Regions from separate parts of the Homo sapiens genome. Here all the other regions are linked to region 1. A link is a loop called in an ENCODE intact Hi-C map of the cell type or tissue named here. Cell type or tissue: OCI-LY7. All regions are shown on one strand.

What was found. Peaks named below come from ENCODE experiments on the same cell type or tissue, not always from the same donor. Only the 100,000 strongest peaks of a DNase experiment are listed, where the experiment ranks them.
Region 2: it touches region 1 in a loop (4-fold over the local background); 8 of 110 quality-filtered maps call a loop at or near these places.
Region 3: a loop joins it to region 1, with 4 times the contacts of the local background. A loop is called at or near these places in 2 of 110 quality-filtered maps.

The regions. Positions count from the first base shown.
Region 1 is chr5:158,806,606-158,814,605 of GRCh38, reverse strand. The region is part of intron 8 of EBF1 (EBF transcription factor 1); the gene reads left to right. Among named protein-coding and RNA genes, the nearest start is that of EBF1, 290 kb to the left of the region's middle. In OCI-LY7, a CTCF peak has its summit at 3,046; a DNase peak (open chromatin) is centred at 2,085; H3K4me3 peaks cover 2,324 bases; H3K27ac peaks cover 3,574 bases.
Region 2 is chr5:158,872,022-158,880,021 of GRCh38, reverse strand. All of the region lies in intron 6 of EBF1 (EBF transcription factor 1), which reads left to right. Among named protein-coding and RNA genes, the nearest start is that of EBF1, 220 kb to the left of the region's middle. In OCI-LY7, a CTCF peak has its summit at 3,269; DNase peaks (open chromatin) are centred at 1,574, 2,731, 3,271, 4,611 and 1 weaker place; H3K4me3 peaks cover 3,602 bases; H3K27ac peaks cover 4,897 bases.
Region 3 is chr5:158,749,315-158,757,314 of GRCh38, reverse strand. All of the region lies in intron 10 of EBF1 (EBF transcription factor 1), which reads left to right. Among named protein-coding and RNA genes, the nearest start is that of LINC02227, 340 kb to the right of the region's middle. RefSeq lists a silencer at 4,749-4,868. In OCI-LY7, a CTCF peak has its summit at 260 (motif pointing right); DNase peaks (open chromatin) are centred at 164, 3,774, 4,064, 4,814 and 1 weaker place; H3K4me3 peaks cover 3,473 bases; H3K27ac peaks cover 5,268 bases.

The sequences.
Region 1 (8,000 bases):
AAATAACATGGGAAACCGATTTGGATATAGGGAGGCTAGTTTCTTATATGAATTTCTTGACAAACCTGTAAACTGTGGGAAATTTCCAGTATTTGGTTGGTTGAGCTAATAAATGAGTGAGTCACACCTTACTAATTTTAATAAGCACAAAGTGTGGTGTGTTGTGTGTTGTAGGGGAGATTTGGGGAGGAAAGATTGTTGCTTTCTACTTATATTTTGGCCAGAAATGACAGGACTTTATGTAAAAACTTTTTTTTTAATGAGACAGGGCCTTGCTCTGTTGCCCAGGCTATGAAGTGCAGTGGTGCAATCATAGCTCACTTTAGCCTCAAACTCCTGCACTCAAGCTATCCTCTCACCTCAGCTTCCCAAGTAGCTGGGACTACAGGTGCACTCCATCACATCAGGCTAATTATTTTGATTTTGTAGAGACAGGGTTCCTATGTTGCTCAGGCTGGTCTTCAATGCCCGGGCTTAAGCAATTACATCCCCTTGGTCTCCCAAAGTGCTGGCATTACAGGTATGAGCCAGCCTGGTCAGAACTTTTTTAAGCCTAATTTTTTTTGTCTTATATTTGGTTACAAAAGCATCATAATTCCAATTGCATTGATTTGCCTAATTGATTGTTTCAAACCAAGCTGTCTCTATACTTATCTGTCACAGGAGCTCCCCTCACTTGAGAATTTCAGAGGCTTCAAATGATGTTTATGGGCAAGTGGAAGCTTTGATGTGCTGTTCATAAACCCTTCTTAAGATGAGATATTTAGAAGCAGTGGCCAGGGGTTGATTTTGAAATATTTTTGTTTGACCATTTTCAGTTATATGTGCAGAAATAAATTAAAACCAAGCTCTGCCACTACCTTACTACATGACTTTGAGTATGTACTTTGATTTCTCTGGGCCTCTGTTTCCTCATCAATTAAGGTGGGTCTTGGAAGAGCCCTTCAAGCTCTGATGATTTGTTTTTTGAACCCAGCTAATTCTGTGAGAGGTTCTTTTATGTCTTGAGGGGCTACACACCTGCAGCCTTGGAAAAGTGGCTACCAAAATGCCCAGGTGAAAGGATCCAATTTCCCTCCACCTTGGCCATCTCTGCAGGAGGTTAACAGTTGGTTCTAGGAGGCCTGGAAAAGCCATAGAAATGTGGCATACATAGCCATTGTGCCTTAGGTAGCTCTCACCCTGCATTCTTCTCCCTGGATTTCTTCAGCTGGGAAGGTGTTGTGTACAAGCGGCTTGATAGTTTGCAGTGAGCTTTCAGACCACTATTTCCCATGCAGTAGGTGAGATAATTTTAGAAAATGGAGGATAAACATTTAAACATTTTTAATGGTTGTGTGTTTATGTTAATGCGTAAACAAAACAATAACTCCAACTTCAAAATCATGATCTCACAGCTATTATTGCTTAGGGCAAGACTAAAGTTAAAGAAAAAGTTGATCTAAACAAACATAGCAGCTAAATACTATTAAGTAAATAATAGTGTAAGTGGTACAGGGATAGAGGAAAATCAGGACTGAAGTTTGGGAAATGCTGTTAGAGAGGGCTGTAAGGGTTGGGGGAAGTAATAATTCTTTCAAGTCACCAGGAAACAGTGTAGGACCCTGGGAAACATTCTTTTTTTGAGTCAAATCATTTTTAAAAGAAAGTCCTTTAGGCTCAGTTTACTGTTAGAATAGACTTAAATATCCTAACAGGATTTTAAAAAATAAAACTCCCAAGCTGCTGTTTTTTTATTTTTAAACAAGTAGGGTCTGCATGTCAGAGAGCAGAAATTAGTTTGGAAAGAGGACTTGCATCAGGAGAGAAAATCAGCCAGGGTCCACCCAGGCAGCGCATTATGATAATACATACGGAACCAGCTGGACACTGAGCAAGGCTGACATTGTGTTGTCAAGGGCAGGATCGCCCATCAATTTCTGAGATAGAATTTGAGTTCAGATGACAGAAAGAGCAGCAACTGTGTTGAAACTGATGCATGGGGGAGGGGCAGGCAGGCAGGAACCACCGGGTCTAAAGGCAGGAAGTCCTGGTACCTCCGGAAGGGGGTGGCTCTGTTTTCTCATCTGGCTGCTACCCTTCCTTCTAACCTTAACATCTGTCAGCAAGATCCACCTGGGTCCTTGCATGATTAGAGCCCACTAAAGGGGGAGCTTACTGGTGCTAATTTTAACCCCCAAGAGAATAGAGTGCCTGCTGCTGAAATGGGGGCTAGGTCGACCCAGGAAATGGGACTCCACGTAGCCACCAGTTGTCAACCTAAGAAGCCCATTGTGGGTGTAGTGGCAATTGTTAATAACTTTTGGAAGAATTCTTAACTTTTCAGCTACTCTGTTTAGTTCCTTAACATCTTAATAACACCAGTGATTCCTCTTTAGTTCATTTGCTTATTCATTCAATCATTCATCTATTTAACACTAACACATGTTTATTGACTGACTGCCAATTATATCAGACAATAGGGCTACAGAGGTGATAAGGCAGGGACAGTTGTTAGCATTATGACGTAGACTGTCACATGAGTGTAAGTATTTATGTGCCGATATTAGACAAATAATGGCACACGGAATGATTTAAACTGCAATGATGGTTAAGTGCTATAAGGTACAAATACAGACTCCTAAGAGAGCTTAGAACTGGGGGACTCAGCCAAGTCTGAAGAATCAGGGAAACTTTTAAAATTTTCAATGAGAATGAACAGGAGAGGGGAACACATATTCAAAATTCCACGTGGGGATAAAACATTAGAAGCTGTAGGGAGGGCAAATAGGGAAGGTAGGTTAGGTCTGAGATCCATTTTTGAGAAACTAAACTTGGAAAATTTCCATAGGTTGTTTACTCTTTGACTTTGAGATGTGGTTCCATTGCAGTTTCTTAATCATGAGCTAACAGAACTCAGTGTCCATAAAATGGTAGCATTTAGAGCAGTGTTTTGGGTGATCATGGCCTTACTGTTACGATAGCGGTTGTTAAGTACTTTCTCTGCATCAAGTTCAGTGCTGAGCACTTTGTATGATCTCTTTTAATGCTCTTAACAGCCATGGGAGGGCACTAGTATTATTAGTTTTACTAAACACATTTGGGAAACTGAGGCCATCCTTTAAGGATTTGGTCGTGGCCAAAGTTAGGTTTTTATCTGCAGCTTTTGAATCTCCAAGTAGTTGACACAGGGGTCCTCACCACTGTTTTTTCTTATTGTTTAGTCAGTGCTAACCTCCCCTCCACATTGGACTTCAGACGTGGAGAGAAATTCTCCTGCTATTTGAGCATGTAATATAATACTTGCTTCAATTGAAACAAATTGACGACATTACTCAAAGGCAAATTGAAAAGCCAGATCTATGCTAAATCCCAAGGGTAAGTTAGTTGGCATGTGCAGTGATATATGGGAAGGTGCTTTTCTGGGTTAAGATAAAAAGTCCTGGTATCACGTCACACTATCAGGCACCCCATCTCAAACTCCCTGTGCCAGCCCTGCAACTTGAAATACTCAGTGGACAGAAATGATACTTTATAGAAATTAGGTGGTCATCATTGTTATCAGATGAATATGATGCCATCAGCATGATTTTAGCATCCTCAAAAAAAAGAGATTTACCTGGAGGGACACAAGAGAAAATCTGAAGCATGGATTGCAGGATTGTGGCTTTTCTGCCGGCCTGCCGTGGGCAAGTCGGCTGGGAGATGACCTAGTAATTAAAATCCTGCTTAAACGTATGCTGCTGGTCAGTTATAACAGAAGCACTAACATGGGCAACCAGAGAAAGATAAGAAAAGCGAAACACAAAAGTAACACTCTTGAGCCCACAGGGTGCAGAAATAGATCTGAATGGACTGAGTGCATATCTGAACGCTAAGCATGAAAGCAGAACCCAAGTACTAATATATTTTTATCCCAATCTGTGAAATTAATCAATATTTTATATGCGAACATATGCTCCTGTGTTGCTGGCTTATTTAATTGACAGTTGCAATCAGCAGGATACCAGTTGTTCAAACCCACATTTTTCATCCACAGTTCTGGGGAGAAATGCAGCAGGGGACCCAGGGAACAGGGACACAGACAGTGTCAGATTTGAGGCCTCTTCTCAACCCTTCAGTTTCTTTCATCGTCCTTGGGGCAAAGTAATAAAAATTTCAAGATAGTGCAAATGTTGAATATGAACAGAGAGCAATGTACTTGGGCTACTATTTAGAAGAATGATAATTAAAATGAACGTAGTTGGTACAAATTGAGATCTTTAATTCTTCATTGTTTTTTATCTGTTTCTCTTTTGAACATAGCTGGAGAAGCCAACAGATACTGAGCACCTACTATGTGCTGGGCCTGAGGCAAATGCTGTTGGGTGTATTATCCGTGGGCTGGTGGGTGAGGGGGATATATCCCAGCCAGTTCCAATGTATTGGATCATTTCTTGATAGAGGAAGAAAATATATCTTTGGTCTTTCTTTGCCAAAATCTTCTGGCGGAATCATCAAACCAGCTGTGCTTTTCCAGTAACTATTATGTGCAACAAATCTATAAAGTCAAACCTCATATTCCTCTACCTTTCAACTTTGGCAGAATCCTAGAAACTCTCCTTGATTTGGTTAGCTAAAGGCCTGTGGAATCCAATCTTTGCTGTTTAAAAGAAAAAGAGAGTTGGGGGAAAGTGTTATTAAGGTACTATTTTAGAATAGTCTATTTGTTAGTAAATTGTTATTATTTTCATGATACGTGCAACATTCTATAGTGAAGACCATTGGAATGGACAATGTCCAGATTAAAAATGAAAGTTAAAAGGAACTGCCTGATACTTTAAAAATGTTTCTCATAGTGTTGCTATCGTTTGTGTTAGATGTTCAGACTCAGTGTGTGTTTAGCAGCCCAACATGTAACAACAGAAAAGCTTCTAAGCCTGGAAGTTTGGCAGTATTTTCAATGTTCCTGTATTTAAATTGGCACCTGTGCTATTATATTAGGATGCCATTTTCTGAACTTGGAAATAGAAGAAGGTGGAGAGAGATTTTACTGTAATTCATATGTGGGTCTGAGTCTTAGGGGGAAAATAACTTTACTTGGAAATAGAGTAGTAATATTCTGTAAAGTTAATAAATATCCACCCTCTATCTTGGGGATAAGAAATTGCACAACTTAAGATTTTATGGGACTTTGGCTGTATTTGTATGATTGAAGTGAATATTTTAGCCAAACTGAACAGAAATTTCAGATAAACACCAAAGTTGAAGCGTAGTTTGGGTGTTTTAAACATTTGACTATATCAATCAACATGGATTCTCAAAGTCTCAAGTCCAGTTGAATCCCTGAGATTCAGCTATGTCATTTGTAAAGTGGAATGAGGAACATGGTCTGTTTGCCTACTGCTCAAGGTTGATATAAAGAATAATTAAGATAATGTATGGTAAAACCCTTTAAAAACTTAACAATGCTAGTTAATTGTCAGGTATGGGTTGAGTGCAGAGTACTGTCTACCCAGTTTGTAAATGAATGAGGTCCCTGTCTGCAAGGGATGCGTTGACTAGTTGGGGTGATTTGCCTATGTATATACATGCCCAGCTATAAACACATGCATATATCAAGATGAGTTCAAGGAAAAGTGCAGTAAATAATAAATGGGAAAGATAGGAAGAGTTCACTAAAGGGTTAGTGTTTTGTAGACTGGGATAGAAAGAGACACCTTCATGCAAAAGATGGATCTTTTTGGCAAGTAACTGTTTGGGTGATGGAAGTAAGTGGTATATCTTTCATAAAAAAATATGCTGGGAACATGCAAAGGATGTTTGGAGACAGTGGATTTGGGAAGCTGGTCATTACCATCTTTCTTTTCTTCTTCCCTATTTTCCTTCTCCTTCTCCTACAGCAACTTCTCTTCTTCCTCCTCCTCTTCGTCATCATCTCACAATTTTTGCCCACTCTGTACTGAACTCTTCACATAGATTAACTCATTCAAACCTTACAACAATCCTATGAGGTGGGCTGTCTTATAATTATTGTCCTCAATTAAAGTGGTAGAAACTGAGGATTTCAAAAAGTGAAGTAATTTGCCCAAGCTGGTAAATGGTGAAGCTGAAATGTGGGCTAGCTGAGGCCCCCTGAATCCAGAGCTGGTGCTCTTAACTGCTGCTGAGGCTGAAAATGAGGCTAGAAAGGGAGAATGGGCCAGACTCATGAGGGTGGACTTGATCCCGCTGGCTAAGTTTTGAAAGCTGGTATTTGAGGAAGGTTAATCTGGGTTTTGATAGGTAGACTGGACTTTGCATATAACTAATAATTATGTAGTAGAAATGAATCACAAACAGGCAAGTGCGAGTATTTGCTCTTTGATGTCCAGACAGAACAGCCCAGACCCCAAAGAGTAATTTTTGAGGAAGTTGAGTCAGTACATCATAGAGTTGAGATGAAAGTGGACTTCCCATTCTTTGCATGGCTTATGTGGGCAAAGTCAATGATACATATTCCTGTGCTTATGACATCACAGATCATCACCACGGAAACATCTGTGCTGTAACAAACGCTGGATTGCAGTGTCACTAAATGTGTCAGGGAGGAGAGGAAACTGGCTCAAAATGATAAGGCTCTGAATAATGAAAGTTCACTGAAATATGTTAGCAATGGCAGCCTCGGTTGTGGAGAGAAATATAAGCAGAACTATTCCGAAAAGCACAAAGCAGGACTTGTGCATTATTAAAGGTTGGGCAAGGTTGGTTTCAAAATGCTGCTCACATTCAAAACATGGTTTTCTTAAAAAGTCACTATCTATGCTGTCTTGCATGACAATAAAAATCCTTCAGGAACAGGAGCTCATCTCTCAAACTGCGTATAGAAAATCTTCTGCATAGCAAAGAAAGGCCAACTGGGGGACTTCCGTGTGTTTTGGGAGAAGACGTAAAGATCAGGAGCAGAATTGGCCATGATTATGTTTATTGTTTGGTAAGTCAGTGACAGTATTAGTTCAATGATTGCAGAAATTAATAATCAGTAAAAGATGACTCTGAGCCCTCTGAGGATTTATATAAGTTGCACAGTGGTAGATCATGAACTGAATCCAGCCTTCAGCCATATTTATGTTTGGGTTGCATGGCACCTTCAGAAATTATGTATTAGTTGCTGGCAATTGAAGATAGAGAGATTATATGAAAACCTGGATTTACTAATGTCTTTTATAATCAGAAGAGCTGGTAGTGCTGGATCCACATTCTCAAATGGCAACGGGTAGGGAAAACTCAGAAATCATCTTCCTTTTGGATGAAGCACATACTCTACATTTAGCCACAATCCCCACCAATCCCATTGCATCTCCTCATCCCATTTCATTGACTTACCTTCCTGCCTAGCCCTGTGAGCATTTGATTTTGTGCTCCTCATTGGAGGGATTGGAGATTAATCGTTGTTCCTAGCACAGTTCCTAGTCTATGGAGGGCACCCCCTATATTGTAGCTCTGATTAGTCTTTATCAGTTATAGGCTGAGTTATGAAAACTTGATCCTGAGATCAGCGGTATCCAATTGAACTTCCTGTGATGATGGAAGTGTCCTATCTCTGTGCTGTCCAATATGATAGCTACTAGCCACTATAACTATTGACTACTTGAAATGTGGCTGGTATGACTGAGGAAATAATTTGTATTTCATATTAATTAATTGAAAATTAAATGTAAATAGCTGCGTGTAGCTAGTGGCTACTGTAATGGGCAAAGCAAAAGCAGATTGAGTAATGGGATCAAACATCCAGTCAGCTGTCCTCATTTAGGATAGAATGTGGAAGATAGACAGTAGGGTTGTGTGTGTGAACTTGCCCATCTTACAAGAGATGACTTATAATAGGCTTCATCACCTAGGGGCATCTACTTCCAAAGTGGGAACCACTACCTGGCTAGAATTGTTGTCAATTTCAGGAGCCTAAGACATGTGTTTTACAAAATGTTTATGTGCACATTCATAGCAATAAGTGTAAGTCATCTTAAGCTTAAATAGGAAGTCTGACTGTTCTCTGTCCCCTA
Region 2 (8,000 bases), 65 kb before region 1:
GGGGCTAGTCCTTTAACCCATCTGCACTTCCATCTCTGTGTGTGTAAAATGAGGTGATTGTACCAGGCGATCTCTAAACACCCTTCCTGCCCTGATGTTCCAGAAAGCCTGGTTCGGGAGAGAGAGAGACAGACACAGAAAGGCGTGTGGCCCAATCTCTGCTCTCAAGTATTTCAACCATAGGAGCGATTAATATTCACTACACAGATTCAAAATCGGGGCTACTCCAGGGCTGGGGTGCCCTCCTGTCCGTTTCTTTTCTCCTCTAATAAACTCAAATTGCCTACAACTTTTCTTTTTATTATTATTATTATACTTTAAGTTCTAGGGTACATGTGCACAATGTGCAGATTTCTTACATATGTATACATGTGCCATGTTGGTGTGCTGACATGCACACATATGTTTATTGCGGCACTATTCACAATAGCAAAGACTTGGAACCATCCCAAATGTCTATCAATGCCTACAACTTTTCAACATGATTTTATTCTTCTCAGCATTGCCTTCCACACAATGCTCTTTTCTATATAACTTCTTCCTGTGAGGTTCTGTAATATTTGCTCTGTGCCTTTCTTTTCTCACATTCATTATCTTTCAGGTAGAAACACCCAAGAGTGTTTCCACTTGAACTTTCCTCTTTCTCAGGACAGCCTCTTTGCCAAACCCATCTTGACGCATGTACTCTCTTCCTTGAGCGTATGTGCTTGCAAACACTGTGTATGGTAGAATCATATGTTGCCACATTGAAGACATATAAGATGCCTCCAGTTTCTATGTTCACCATTGTGATCATTGATCACATATATGTGCCCAGTTACATACTGTACTGAACCAACCATCCTATGCCAGACGTTTACAAACAAAACATTCAGAAAACAGATGGGGCATAGAGGATGATAATAAGGCAGAGTGGATGGCAGGAATCAGCAGAGTGAATAATAGGGATGTAGACTAGACCAAAGGAGAAAAAAAATCCTGGGAGTTTTGGTTGCAAATTTGGAATGAAGAGAATCTATTCTTTTTTTCTGTTTATTGGGCTTTAGGACTGTGTAAACAAATTTAGGCTGGCTAGGCCAGGCATAGTGGCTCACAGCTGTACTCCCAGCAAGCACTTTGGGAGGCTAAGGCAGGCGGAACACTTGAGGTCGGGAGTTTGAAACCACCCTGGCCAACATGGTGAAACTCCATCTCTACTAAAAATAAAAAAATTAGCTGAGCACCGTGGCACATCCCTGTAATCCCAGCTACTCAGGAGGCTGAGGAAAGAGACTCACTTGAACCCGGGAGGCGGAGGTTGCAGTGAGCTGAGATCATTCCACTGCACTCCAGCCTGGGTGACAGAGCAAGACTCTGTCTCAGGAAAAAAAAAAAAAAGGCTGGCTAGAAGTAGAAATGTGTGATCTTGGGGAAATTGCTCAAATTACTCGTCTGAGTGTCAGTTTCCTTGTTGAAAAATGAAGGCAGTACTAGTATATACCCACATCATAGTGTTGTTGTGGGGGTTAAATGAGATAATGAGATTAAATGAGACATAGCATTTAGCAGGGCACCTGGCCCACAATAAGGATTCAGTAAATATTTCCTCTTGTTACTGTTATGTGGAAGTCATAACACCAGAAACCAGTGCCTTAATTGAAGAGATACTTTTAGAGAAATGGGCACTAGCTTTGATTTGGGAGGCTCTGTGGTCACAAGTCCCTCCAATCTAACCAGTAAAGCTTTCTCTTTCCTCTCTCTCTTCCCATGCCACTTTCTCATGCTCATATACATTTTTTTCCTGCTGATAGTTATATATACAGATCTGTCCTCACTCCAAAGCAGGTCAATATTCTCATTGCTGTTCGTTGCAAAGTCATAGGTGATTTATTACTAGGGAAAATACTTTTTGGATTCTGCATTTGCATAATCAATTAGTTAGTGTTTTCTGGGTTGTCTTCTGCTTGCAAATTGATTTAAACTTCTCCCGTGAGCAGTGACAAGTTTTCTTTGGACGTGAGCACCTGACAGAGTTGCAGTTGGTTTAGGTTCCATACAGCAACATGGAGTTATGTTATTTTCCATTGTGACTCAGGAGTTGGCATATGCATTCTATTCCTTGCTGGTTTTGCAGGCACTGGAAGCTATTATTTCCAGAGCAATATATGGCGACCGGAAATGACTTCGTTCCTAATTATTCTAATGAGGCTTCCCAACCATTATTGGAAAAGGAAGCCATGGAAATTGTGCATCCTCACAAAACTTAGTACTGTCAGCATAACATTAGGTCTAAAAAGGTTTTCAAAATATAATACCAATTGGAAAGTGTGTGTGTGTGTGTGCGTTTGTAGTATTTGGTTATAAACTATTATCATAACTCAGGGTCACTAAAATGTCTCTCTAGAAAGAGAACAGCCTAACAGGAATGAAATAATTTAGTCTCTATTTTTGATGAAGCAATAATATTTTTGAACAGTCAGCTGAATGCCTTCTAAGTTGCCTGGGTGCCTAAAGGGCTTAGAAAGTTCTTCCATGGAGATAAATAAGCTGTCAATTCATGATGAAGAAAATCAAACTCATGGTGTTGATCTTGGCTGGGACGCTGGTACAAGTATGAGAGAAATTTTTGCCGAGATGTAGCATAGCCCATGTGTTAGCAGTTAGCACTCCAGTGCCATACTGTGCCTCTGCTCGCCTTTTCAAAAGGTAAACATGGCTGTCGAAATAAGGAAAAGAAAAGATTAACCCATTCAGGGGCATGCACCTAGTAAGTGACACTGTAGCTCCCTAGAGGATACAAAAAGAATAGGGGCAAGAGTCCAGAGAGTGGCTGTTATTCAGTTACTGGATTTCCTCTTCTCAGCACCTTCTCAGAGTTGGGCTTGGAACTGTGGGCTTGGAACTGTGGGAAAACTGAAGTGAATCTGGGTGCAGTAGGAAAAGGAGTTGGTGGAGATAGAGGCTTCAAGAAAATACATGCCAAAAGCCAGTTCACTTGCTCAGTTCTTTACACTTTTACAATAAAACAGGGTATTTCTCTGACTTTGTGGTCTAAAGTCATGCATATTTTGGAGCACCTAAAAGAAAACAGCAAACAGCTTACTTCTATTTGTACCAGGTTAGTGCACGAATGTAAAAAAGACCTCTAAATGTTACCCTCCTATTATGAAAATCCAAAGCTGGGCATGAGCAGAAGAAAGGGAGAGAATCATGCTATTTTTTAATTTCCTTTGTATTAATACAATCGAAAGGGGGCTATCAAAGCATAACACTGGCCTGCCCTCCAGCTGCTGCGGTAGGTGGCGTTTCACTCGGTTGCCTTGAGATTTACAAATTCTAAAGGTATTTTCATGCCTCCAAATTGAACACAAAAGGCAGGCCCATGGAACAGTGGCTCTGAACTTCTTAAACTGAATAATAGGGCAACGTGAAACTTTTTATGGAAAGATGTTGTTTTTCCTGAAGTTCTTGCAGTACAGGTTGTAGGAGCTTCCTTTTCTCTCTATGCCCTCGGAGGTCTCACAAAGCAGCAGGCTCAGTGAGACCGAAAACATCAGTGTGTCTCCCATCTAGGAAGTCTCCAGTAATAACTGGTCCATGTAATGAAAGTTTCTTCTAGCCAAGACTCAAATAGAGAATTCTGATGTAACTTCCTGAAGAGTACACTAGAGGGAAAAGGGGTCGTGGGATTGAGGGTAGAGATACATGAATCTCTCTAAGCCTCAGTTTTCGTATCCTTAAATGGAGACAATAATAATACTACCTATTAGAGGTATTGGGAGGCTAAAGGAGACAGTGCCTGCAAAGTACAGTGCCTGCTTTATTGCAAGCTCACTGTAAATACTTGAGGTTGTTACTGATTTTTGTTCCTGCTAATATTATTATATTTTATATTATTGGCCGTAGTGTTTCAACTAGTCATGTGATACCGAATATGCCATGGAACAGTTTTTTGGCCTCTAAACTTTTCGCATCCACAAAATGAAGCAGTTGGATCAGAAGATATCTAAGGTTCCTTCCTGTGCTAAGATCCTAGAGTCCTAAAGTTCCATTCTTGTTGTTGTAATGAAGTGAAAAGCACACATATTCATACCAAAAGGGTCATAAATTTAAGATTCTTCTGTGGAGGGACTGGGAAAAGTCTTTACAGTTTTAGGTTGTAATTAAGAAAGTGAATTATGCTAAAATTGACTTTAGGAAAACAATGGTGTTTTGTGTAACCACATGGATATCATCTGGGTATATGTAAATAGGAGGCAGGTAAAAATGATGAATGCTAATCTCTGTAAAATTCAAATGAATATTAACTCTTATTCAAATAGCACAAGTACATTGCACAGGGAAATCAAGACGTGAATTCATATAATTTCATTTTTTTCAGCTGTGCACATCCTTTGGTTACAGAAACAGCTCAGAACTTAGGCATTGCTCATTTCCTAATAGAGTATGACATCTGGGCTGCTACTTTTAAATATAGTAGCTTGTTTGCTCAGGCTTATGGCTCAGTAATATTTGTTTTGTCTTATGAATGTAGTGAAAGCAGGGATTACAGGTATTCCTCAAGGACTAATTAGAAATAAAAGCTTATGTATATGAGGGAAGTTTTCGGATAGGAAGTGCTCTTGCTTGAGTCATGAAGTGACACTGGTTTCAGTTTCAATTTTGATACATTGGAACTTGGTACTTTTTGTAGAGTCCATTTGGAAAGGTTAAAAAAATCACTTGGAATTATCTGCAGAAGTTCAGGTTAAAAATTGTTTGTCCTTCTTCCTCGGTTTCAAGCTCCTCTACCCTATTGACAAATTCATACCTTCATTCCTCTGTTTGGATTTTAGGAAATAAATTCAAGAAAAGAAAAATATGTAACTATCATCACTGTTTCCATAAAATAAAGGTGTTCTAGAGATCAAAGAGAGGCCTTGTCTTGGAAATACAATTTGGCCAAAACTGCCTGGTGTGTGTGTGTGTGTGTGTGTGTGTGTGTGTATGTGTGTGTGTGTGCTTGTGTGTGTTCATCTCTCCATGATTCATTCTGAGAGCTGTTTTAGCCTTCATAAAATATTCATGCTAGTTGTGCATGGTTCTATAATTGCCATCTCAGGCCTTGAATTATTTATAGGTTGTACTGTTCACATAGTCTCATTTACTGATAGAGAAGATAACACCATACAAGAGGATCCCAAACACTCTGAGGCCTGTTACTTTGCATTAAGTAGTGGAATTATATTACTGTAGGTGTAAAACACTGGCCTTTTTTTTCCTCCTCTCCCTTTAATATATCATTTTTGTATTTATAATATGCTAATTGTCAGAATGCTGTTAAGCCTCATAATTCCTGCCGAGTCTTGCAGAAATCAAGATGTGGCTGAGATGATTTAGCTCTTGATCTCAGAATGATCGTTCTAAAAAAAACCTGTCTACACACAGCGTAATTTATTGAAATGATGTATGACTTTACATGCATACCTGAGCCCTTTTGTTTTGTACTATTGATCAGTTTGTATGTCTCAGTGTTAACCAACACGTGGTTGGTTTCGGTAGACATTTACCAAGAGCCTTGCAAGCTTGCTGTCCCTAATTAAATACTGAGTCTCAATTCACTTGTGTGACAGTTTCTCTGCACCTATTTATTTTGCTTTCCTAATTCTCCTTTCCCTTTTCTGCCAACTTGATCTTTCTTCCACATAGATTATATTCTTGATATTTATTTGAGGGTAGGAACATGCTATAGGAACATACTATAGTTGTATCTCCTCTCTCTTTTTTTGGTGTTATTTAGTTGCAAAAGTCCATTTAATGTTAATAAATATCAAAAGCCAGATTCACCACAGAGTGTACTTTTCTGGTATTTCATTATCAGTATCCATGTTTAAAGAGGAAAAACAGAAAAATTCATGGCAGCTCATAATCTGCTGATATATTCTAGTTTTCTCCTCTACCAGTGGAAACTCATGAATTTTCCTCTGGCCTAGGAACTTCCAACTCTATACAAATCACTAACAAACAATCCTCCATCTCCTCTCTTTAGGCTGATCAATATTTTCTCTCTAGCCTTCTTTCCATCATACAGGTTGTGTTCCCTTATGTGTGTGATGTGAGCTTTCCCATACCTATATTAGCCAACTCGCAGCTTCTCACTGTTGATCTGCATACTGCTGGTGGTGGTACTTCTCACTGTATACCTACATACTGCTGGATGCTTTTAAGTGGTACCTGTAGGTGTCTTTAAATAGCACTGAATTAGGTGATAAGGAAATCATCTTATTTAAAATTTCTTTTAGTTTTCCTGATGAGGCCAAAGTCCTTGTTTGGTGGGAATCTGTCTTTAACACCTCCCTCACATTTGCTTCATCTTGGTTTTCAATGAGTACCCTGTGGTAGGCAACAGTATCTAGCCAAAATTTAGTAAATTTTTAAAATTTTGTTTACATTCACTTTTAATTATGTTGCTTTCTTTTATCTCAGATAAGTAGTATGGGTTTTCATTCATAGTAGGAATGGAAAGTGTCATTCAAAAATAAGTTTATTAGGGATAAAAGGAAATGAGTCAGTATACATAAAATATTAAGTGAATATTATTATAGGTAAAAATGGCAAAAACTCTGAAGGTGCTGTTATGAGTGATTGAAGTTCAGGGAACACTGTGGCAATGCCAAAATGTGGCGAATCACTCTAGAGAGCTGTGTATTCTATAGAGTCAAAGGGAATGGAAGGGTTGAGTGATGCATAAAAAGAGGATGTAGAATCTAAGATGCTAGTGGGGGTAAAGACGTGCACTTTTGGGCAATTCACTTATCTTTGTCTTTAGACAGTAAAATCCCCACTAACTAGGGTTCTGGTCAGTCGGCTTTTCTAATTGAAGGTTCACTTGTATTGATGAAAATCATTTCTAATGGCACAGGAGTCCCATTTCCACTATAGTAAGTCAGAGTTGAGGGAGAAATTGACTATCATTAATGAATGAAGGTTTTCAGGTTGTTTTAAGCCATTGTGGATCTTGTAATGTTGATTAGCAGTAAAAAAAAAAAAAAAAAAAAAAAAAAAAATTAGTGTCATTCTTGACTGAAGAGCCCTGGACAAAGGTATGGCTTTTGATAAAGCCAAAATATTAGCTTGTTTTGTTATTCAAAGGGAATGTGCTCTGGGAGATTTCTGGTCTACACCCAGGGACAGTGCCTGGCATATTGTAACAGCTTAGCACATACCCATTGTATTGAACTGAATTAATGGTATGTAGCAGGGCTCTGATTAACTAATAGTTCCTCCAAAAATGTACACACAGAAAAGAAAAGTGAAGCATGATTGAAGATGAAATAAGATCATTGTTTCATCTACCAGTGTATCCCACAGAGTAAATGCCTATGTTTGTACACTGGGTGGTGGCCCAGGAATAAATTATGTAGTTCTTAGGAGCTTTCGACAGTTCACTTGACAAGAGTGAATTGTGTGCTAAGCAGGTTTTAAAATTAAAATTCAGATATGAATGTCTTGCATTCTCATTTCCTTCCATTCTATCACCAAAATCAGAAAAGACCAAAAACAGGGCCGGGTGCAGTGGCTCACGCCTGTAATCCCAGCCCTTCAGGATGCCAAGGCTGGTGGATCAGTTCGCGGGGTCAGGAGTTCGAGACCAGCCTGGACAACATGATAAAACCCTGTCTCTACTAAAAATACACAAATTAGCTGGGCATAGTGGTGCATACCTGTAGTTCCAGCTACTTGGGAGTCTGAGACAAGAGAATCGATGGAACCCAGGAGGCAGAGGTTGCAGTGAGCTGAGATCATGCCGCTGGGCTCCAGCCTGGGTGACACAATGAGGCTCCATCTCAAAAAAAAAAAAAGAAAAGAAAAGACCAAAAGTTTTCTACTTGGGTAGATAGGAAAGTCCAGTCTAAAGGCAGAGGGAAGCTTAAGACCATCATGGGGTTGGGATGACTGCATCTCTCCTGACTACTTATTAGTGTCTGTTTTGGCAACAGAATTAGGTTGTGAAGTATGTTTTGTAAAATTCTTTCCACTGA
Region 3 (8,000 bases), 57 kb after region 1:
AGGAAGGAGAGTGCAGGGGTAAGCCTACAAGGGAAACAGGGTGGTATTGTACTGATCACTATGGGTTACCCAGCAGAGAGCCCGCCTTCCCTTTAGGATGTATGCATGTAGCATGCCTTTTGAAGCCCTGGATGCCACTGAAGCCCTTTTCTCCTCTCAAATTTTGTAAGCAGATGTGTGGTCTTGCCATCTGTACCACCACACTGACATCTGGGTCCAAACTGAGCAAAGCATTGTTCCAATTTAGCCACAAGGAGGCAAGCTCCTGGCTCAGCCTGTGAAGGGTGATGGGGTATTTGGAATGAGCCCACTTTCTTTTTCTTTTTTTTTTTTTTTTCAGCATGAGGGTGAGAAGTCATGTTATTTTACAGAAAGGCTCCACTAACTTTGTCTTTTATGTCCAGTGCCTCAACTTCAAGGCTACAGGAATTAGTGCCCACGTGTCCACATTTTAAATCTGTGGTAGAATGTCCTAAATCCATAGGCACACACAAACCGTGGCACATGCATGAATTTCACACTGTTCTGCTTGTCTCTCCAGTTTGAATTTGCCCTCTTCATTATTTAGTTAATTCATTTGTTCATTCTTTCATTCATTCATCTATTTCTTTATTAAATGTTTACTGGGGAATTAAAAAAAAAGGCAGCTGCAAGGATAGAGTTTGCATGTTAGGCACCACAAGCACAATGACTGGCAGAGAGTTAAAGTCCTGTAATGGTTGTCAGATAAGTGGATTGATGAAGGAATAAAAAAGGAATTCAAAAACCATTACGTTTATACTTCAAGAGGTTATTTTTAATCAGGAATGGATTCAAGTAAAATATTCTAAGTAATTTTTGAAGAATGAGTAAGTTACTCAATTTAAAAAAATAAAGGGGGCAAAAGAAAAAATCAAATTTGTCCCAACAGAGTTCAGTGATTTTACAAAACAAATCCATTGATCTAGACTCTCCCAGTTTTGTCTGCCTTTTCCTGTGATCACAGGTCAAGATGACTGATTACCCTGGGAAACACGCTATAGTCTATCTCATAAACAGAAAAAAAAAAAATTCTCACACTTGGTCAGAAGGCAGCCAAAACGCTTCATCTCCAGAGGCTGGGAAAGTTGATCTGTGGTTGAGATTTGGCCAGAGGGAAACAGCCTGCCAGAATGAGAGCCTGGAATCTGGGGGGCTCAACCAAGACTCCAGTAGAACTCACCTCAACAGCCCAACACATTCAGCAAGTTAGCAGCCAGGGCCAACTACAGAACTTAGTAAGGTTTGCTGCTGAGCTCTTTAAGCTGCTAAAGTACCATTGACATTTTGGCCAAGTTAGGAAATTTAAGAAAGAGAGCCTTAAAAACAAAAGTATCTGATTTCACACTTTCTTTTTTTCAATAGGAAAACTTCCAGATGTCTTTATCTACACTATTTCGTTCAGAATCATAGGTGATCTTTCACCAAACTATGTTTTGAATATTTGGGCACTAGTTTTTGCTTCCACGGATAGGTCCTGACCCAAACTCCCTCAAACATAGAGGTTCTCCCCAAATCCTATCATGGCAACCATTTTCCATGAAGCCCCTCTCCCTCCAAGGGCATTGTACCAAGGCCCTTGCAGGCCTCAGCCTTTGTTTTCTTTTTTAAAATTCTGTGGGAGTTCCAAGTCCATCAAATATCTCAAAATGCCTTCCCAATCCCTGTATTTCTTTCCACTTTTAGGCCTTCAGCTAGTTAATCCCAATAAAGATTTAGGAGCTTGAAAATAAAATGAACTTCCTAAAGTAGAAGTCTATTCGTCTCTTGAATTTCATTCTCTGCCTTTTATTGAATGTCAACTATGTGCAAAGTGTGGTACAAAGCACTAAGATAAAATAGGAGACAGGTGCAGAGCAAGGATGAACAGGAGGCAGGCTGTGCTGGCATATGATGCAAATCAAAGTGACAAAATGCTCTGGTAGAAATCTGGGTAAATGGCTAGGGAGAAGACAGCCTAACCTGGGAGTCCAGGGAACTAGAGAAGTGGGGAGGGGATATGGCCAGGGGGCTCAGGGTAGGAAAGATTACTTTAAATGTGTGTTTTCTACTTTTTTCCTAATTACTGAGCTCCATCTTCTTAAAATTGGGCAATGGGCAGTCTTTATATGTGAAAAAAAAACAAAACAATAAACATTAGTTTATAAGAAATTATAAGAAAAACTCTACACCATCATCATCTATCCCCCTTTTAATTTTACTTCTCAGCCATAATATGTTCTACAATAGTCCAGGACCTTATACAAATGATGTCCCAAACTCATTGTTGTCATTGTCCCACTCTGTCCTCTTAATACCTTATCTCCCCGACCTCTCATGAGAGATTTGAGGTTACTTAGGGTGTTTTCATTTTCTTTATCATGCTATGGAAAAGCCTGAGCACTCAACTGAATTCAATTTTAAGTAAGAAAAATTCCTTGCAATTAAAATTGTTTGCATTGAATTGAGTAGAGTTTCCAATATTCATCCATTGTCATCTAAATACTTTTGTTTAGAGCAAAATAAGGTGCTTATTACAATGAGTCAAATATTTGGGGGTCTTTGTCAGGTCAGGATGGTGTTTTTGATCTGGTCAAAATGTAGTATTTGCTAATACTTTTTCTAACTAGAAAAAAATCCAATCTGATATCATAGATTTGGAATCAAGGCTGGTGAGTGGCATAGGTTGAGGAGGCTCTTTTGGAAAAGTTATTGACAGAATAAATAAATGAATGAATGAAGAATACTCCAGCCTGGATTTAAGAGTAAACCATATCACTTGCTTCCTTCTCAAGATGGCCTTGTGTGGATTCTTATGTTATTGAAGCTTTGGAGCATTTTGCTAGGAAATTCTTTCCTTCTATTGCAACATCGTGGCGATCAGGCTGCACTGTCAGTTGAGCACTGGGGACTGAGATGTTTGTGAATGCTGTGGTCAGTCAGGTCTGAGTTCAATGAAAAGTCATTGCCTGAGGGTTGCATAACTTGATTGCTACAGGTAGAGAATGGCCTTTCACCAACACCAAAGATTTATTGGCTTTTGGGTGGGAAAAGTCAGCTTTTATATTTCAAGAGAGTAAATCATCTCTTGTTAATTGTGAAGCCTTTAAAGGCTATTTAGGATGGTGAACTTCTGCTAGAGCTTCATGCAGTAATATGTAAAATATGTAGTTGACCAGAAGTTTACAGTTTTGACTAATAGAAGTATTAGTCAATGGGTAATACTTCAAGTTTGCCAAGTCCCAGCTTATAACTGGACCTTCATAAGCCAGCCTCATGTTCTAACAGTCAGAAGCACTCTAGACTTGCAACTTTAAACCCTAGTTAGAAAAAAAATTAGCAAATACTATATTTTAGCCAGAAAAAAAAAATCTAGGGCTACAACATTTTACCAGGGACTCATGTTAACATTTGGTCTACAACAACTTTGTTTATAGAATACTCATGCAGGTAAGTTTTGTGGTCGTCACAATCTGTCTGAAAGTAAACATTTTTGGAAGTAGAAATTTGAGAAAGCTATGGTGGTGCTATTTAGTAACATAGGCCATGGAGAATTTGGTCAATGAAGATCAACAACTTTGATGAAATAGTTTTTGCCTGAATAATGAATAATTTATTTTGCCTAACAGTCTACATTGCTAAAAAGGTGAAAGCAGTGGTCAATTTAATGAAGAAAAGTGCATTCACTCAAAGTTTTTGGCAGAAAGGAGAAAAAATATCTGGTTGATTGATTTCCTTATTTGCTTTCCAGCTGGTGGTTTTGGTGTGGTCGAGACACTTCATGGGGTTCCTGCCTTTAGTTATGCTAGTTGTAGCAGACCACTACCTTGAATCAAGAAAGCATGTTGGTCTAACTCTAAGATTATAGCCAGAACCCATCAGAGGGCTAGAATTTCTTTCCACTAAAAGTTCCTTTATAAATTCTTGTGTTTTGTTGTGTTTCTAGGTATATGTTTAAATGGTTTCAAAATTGATTGCTTTTAATAGTTCTTTTGTTGTTGCTGACAGTTGTGGAGAGAGTAAGATGGAGATACACAAAGCCTTTTCTTATTAACAGATTTCCTGTTATACATGTATTAAGATTGTCGGCTTCTACTCCGGTATCCTTTCCTTCTAGCTTGCTTCACCAGAGGGAGAAAGACTAGCTCAATTATATTATCCTGTTAGATTGCTTAAATCATGTTTAGATAAAAAAAAATTACTTTCTGCTTTCTTACTATAGTTCATGATTTCCATTTTGTAAGGCATCTTTTCTAAATTTTGTGCTTTATTATTTTTGCGGTGTTGAGCGAGCGAAAACAAACTCTAGTTCATAATTCACTTTAAAGAACATACCCTTTCTTTCTATTTTCTTGTTAAAACCAAATTGTGTGCAATTTGTAGGAAATTGAAACCACATTTTTCACTTAACTTTCCAAAATTAAAATTTATGGGGAAAAAGAAGCAATAAAACAGTTACAATCTGGTCATCTATAATTATCTGTGTGGTGTGAGCAGTTCCACATTTGAAAAATGTGACACGGATAACTTATCAAGATTTTACAACCGTGGGACATTTCACTTCTTATTTGCTGCATTGGAGCCAAGATCTCCACAAAATGCTGAAAGTTACCACTGTCAGTTTGAAAGTTACATGTGTGAAGAGGAGCTTTGAAATGTATAGAAAACAATGGACAGTATCTAAAAACAGTTGTTTTCCTCCCTCACTCAGTAACGAAATGTATTACAGTAAAAATTTGCCATTGTAGACTGTTCTTATTTCCAGTATTGTTCTTGATTTCAGTTACTTTAACATTCTCTTGTCACGCTCTACTGGGTAGGAGAAAACCACAGAACTAGTGAGATGAACCGTCTATTTCTGTTTATTGGTGCTGCCATTGCTGTCTTGGTATCTCCATTTCTAAAGCTTTCTGCATCTTTATAGATTTCCTAAGAAATGGATCCTTGAAGATATTCAAGTCCTAAGCTGTGCTTTTTTTTTTTTTTTTTTGGAATAAATACTTTTTCCCCTTTTAATCTTGCCATCTAATTGTTTCTAAGTTATAATAGTAAAAAGTTTTAGATTCTAAGAAATTTGATACTTCAATCCTAGTTCTTAATAGAGGGAAAGTTCATTTAACAATGGCTCCTTTGTGGAAATATAATCATATTTAGACAACTTGATGCAGCTGTGGTGAAGTCATTCATTTGTGTTTTCATTCAGTAAACTTTTATTGAGTATCTATTTAGTTTCACATCTTCTGTTAGAATCTAAATATAGAGTGGGGAACAAAACACTACAAATAGTACTGCACATAGTAATTATTCCCTTGAACCTTAGCATCATCAACATCATTCTAGATAAAAATGTATGGATGGACAGATCTTTGGCAGTATAAAAAAACCATCTAAAACCACTACAATCCTGAGTCTCGACTTAAGCTCAACTGAAATTGCACCCTTGCCTCAGCAACTTACAAATGCTCAAATGTTTTATAAATATTTTGGCCATGTCCATTTCTTTATTTGTAAGTTGATTCTGATCAATATTATCAGAATTTTAAAGATGTATTCATTTAATGGATAAGTACTTATTGTATAACGTAGTCTTCTAAGTGTTTTACAAATATTTAGCCCATTGAATCCCTGAACATCTCTATAGGGAAGGCACTTGACTGTCCTGATTCAACAGGTAAGGAGACTGAGACATAGATTAAGCATTTGCCAGAGTTACTCAAGTGGAGGAACCTGGCCAGACCGTCTGACTCCAGAATTCATCCTCTTAACTGTTCCACTGTACTCTTTCCTCAGTACTTTGGTATTTCTATAACTACGTATGTCTTTTAAAAGTGTGATGATCCCTGAGTGTATGACGCTTGGACACATCTGGTAGGATTCTGCAGACAGCTTACTCTGCCTGTAAGTGGAGAGGTTCCAAAGAGGCATCAGTAAAGGAGTCCCTGGCATGTGATGGCCCTCAGGTCATTATGAGCCAGGGGCAAACGCAACATGTGTCCTACCTTCCATTCATTCTAAGTTGTTCATTCGCCCGTCTCTCTAATACGTGCTTAGATATAAAAATAATATGTGCTAATTTAGAAAATTTAGAGAAAAACAGGATAGAATTTAAGGAGTTCAAATCATCCAATAGCCATCACCCAGAGTTGACCACTAAAAAGATTTTTGTATATTTCTTTCATATTTTTCTATACATAACAAATATATATGAACATTTTCTTCGTATTTGTGGTTATACTGTATATGTGTTTACACACACACAGTTTTATATCCTGTTTTTTTCACATAGCCTAATAAGCATTTTCCCACGCATTAAAATTTCTTCATAAACATGTTAATAGGCTGCATCATCTCCCACAGTGTGGATTTACTATATTTATTTATCCATTCACTATTGCTAGAAATTTAAGTTGTTTTATTTATACTCGTATAATGATACAATCTTTGCTCTTTTCTCTAACTTTGATGCTTTAAAAACCATAGTAATTTGTGGTAACTAAATGTTCTATCCCTTTATGAAGATTTTTTTTTAAATGCCCTAAATGATTTTTTTTTGCAAGTGGTAGATTTTTAAAAAAAACTTTTGAAATAATTTTTTCATATAATGCTTTTATTATTTGCACTATAAAATGATGCTATAAAATATAGAGTAGAAATAAAATATGCCCAAGTGTCCACATGAACTCACAATTAGTCTAGGAAATTATATCTAGCCGTAAAGTGAGAATATTAAAGCTCTTGTATCTATATTAATACAATCAGCCATACTTTTTAATGATAAGTATTTAATCTATCAGTCTCCTCTCTCTTTTTTATCACCCAGTTGCAAACTAGATTCATTTTGGATAATTACCTTTGGTACTAAATGTATATTATCTGCCCAGTTAGGAAATAGATCAGAGGGAATTCATAAATCAATAGTAATAAAGTAAACAGAGAGAATGGAATCTATTTCCTCTCTTATCATTTGTTTGAACCCATGCTACTAAAGACAGGGACCCTGTCTAATGGATGTCGGACAGAGGACCACAAGTAAACCCCACTGGGAACAGCTCTCCTTTAAGAATTGATCTGATATTTCAGGAAATATCTTATTGTTTGAATATTATAATGGTAGGTGCTTAATGACAACTACGATGCTTTGACTTCTGCTGTTTACAGAATTGATTTCAGTTTCTCTTTCAATGTTTTTGTATCTATTCCTGGATGCACCTCCTTTCTCTCCAACCTCTTTCTAGCCTTCATAAAACAATTTTTGACAGAGCATTAATGTTAGATTTACCAGTGTTATGCTAACCACAATCTCATTGTCCAAAGGGAGATAAAAATCCAGTGTCCCATACTGTTGACTACAAAAGAGGCTCTCTGTAGTTTCAATGTTGATGTCATCATGAGAAAAGATAATTCAATACTCAGAGTGGGACCTGTACCTCTACTTCAGCACAAACATGGGAGAGTTAGTTTACCTTGCCCAGACCTCTAAATATTCTAGCAGGCTAATGAAACTCTGAGAAAAGGTATGTCCAGCCTCCCTTGTTGATATGCTAAATCCAACAGCCAAGAAAATATTCCTGCCGTGTAAAAGAAACTCATCACTGCTATTATTCAGTGTATATTCACCTCCCTCGTGTAATACAAAAGTATTACCTGTTTTCCCCAAATCCTAAACTCTATAGGAACTTATTGACTTATGTCACAACTAATGGCATTGCTAGGAGGTATACTAGAGCCCACTTTCACAGTTTTCTACCAAGTGTTGACTTCACTGTAGCGTGGTTGATCCTAGACTCAAGTGACCTGATTTGGTGGTGCCTTCCACACCAAAGTTTCAAGGCCAGGAATATAGTGAGTTAGGAATCTCTTTCTGTGTTTACAGGATTATGGTCACTGTTGGTTTTAGAATCTTGGCCAAGGGGAAGACTATTAGATTCTGAGTTTATTTCCAAAGCAAAAGCAGGAAATCTAAAGAGATGGCATTGCATATTTTGGGAGGTGGATCTTCTTCA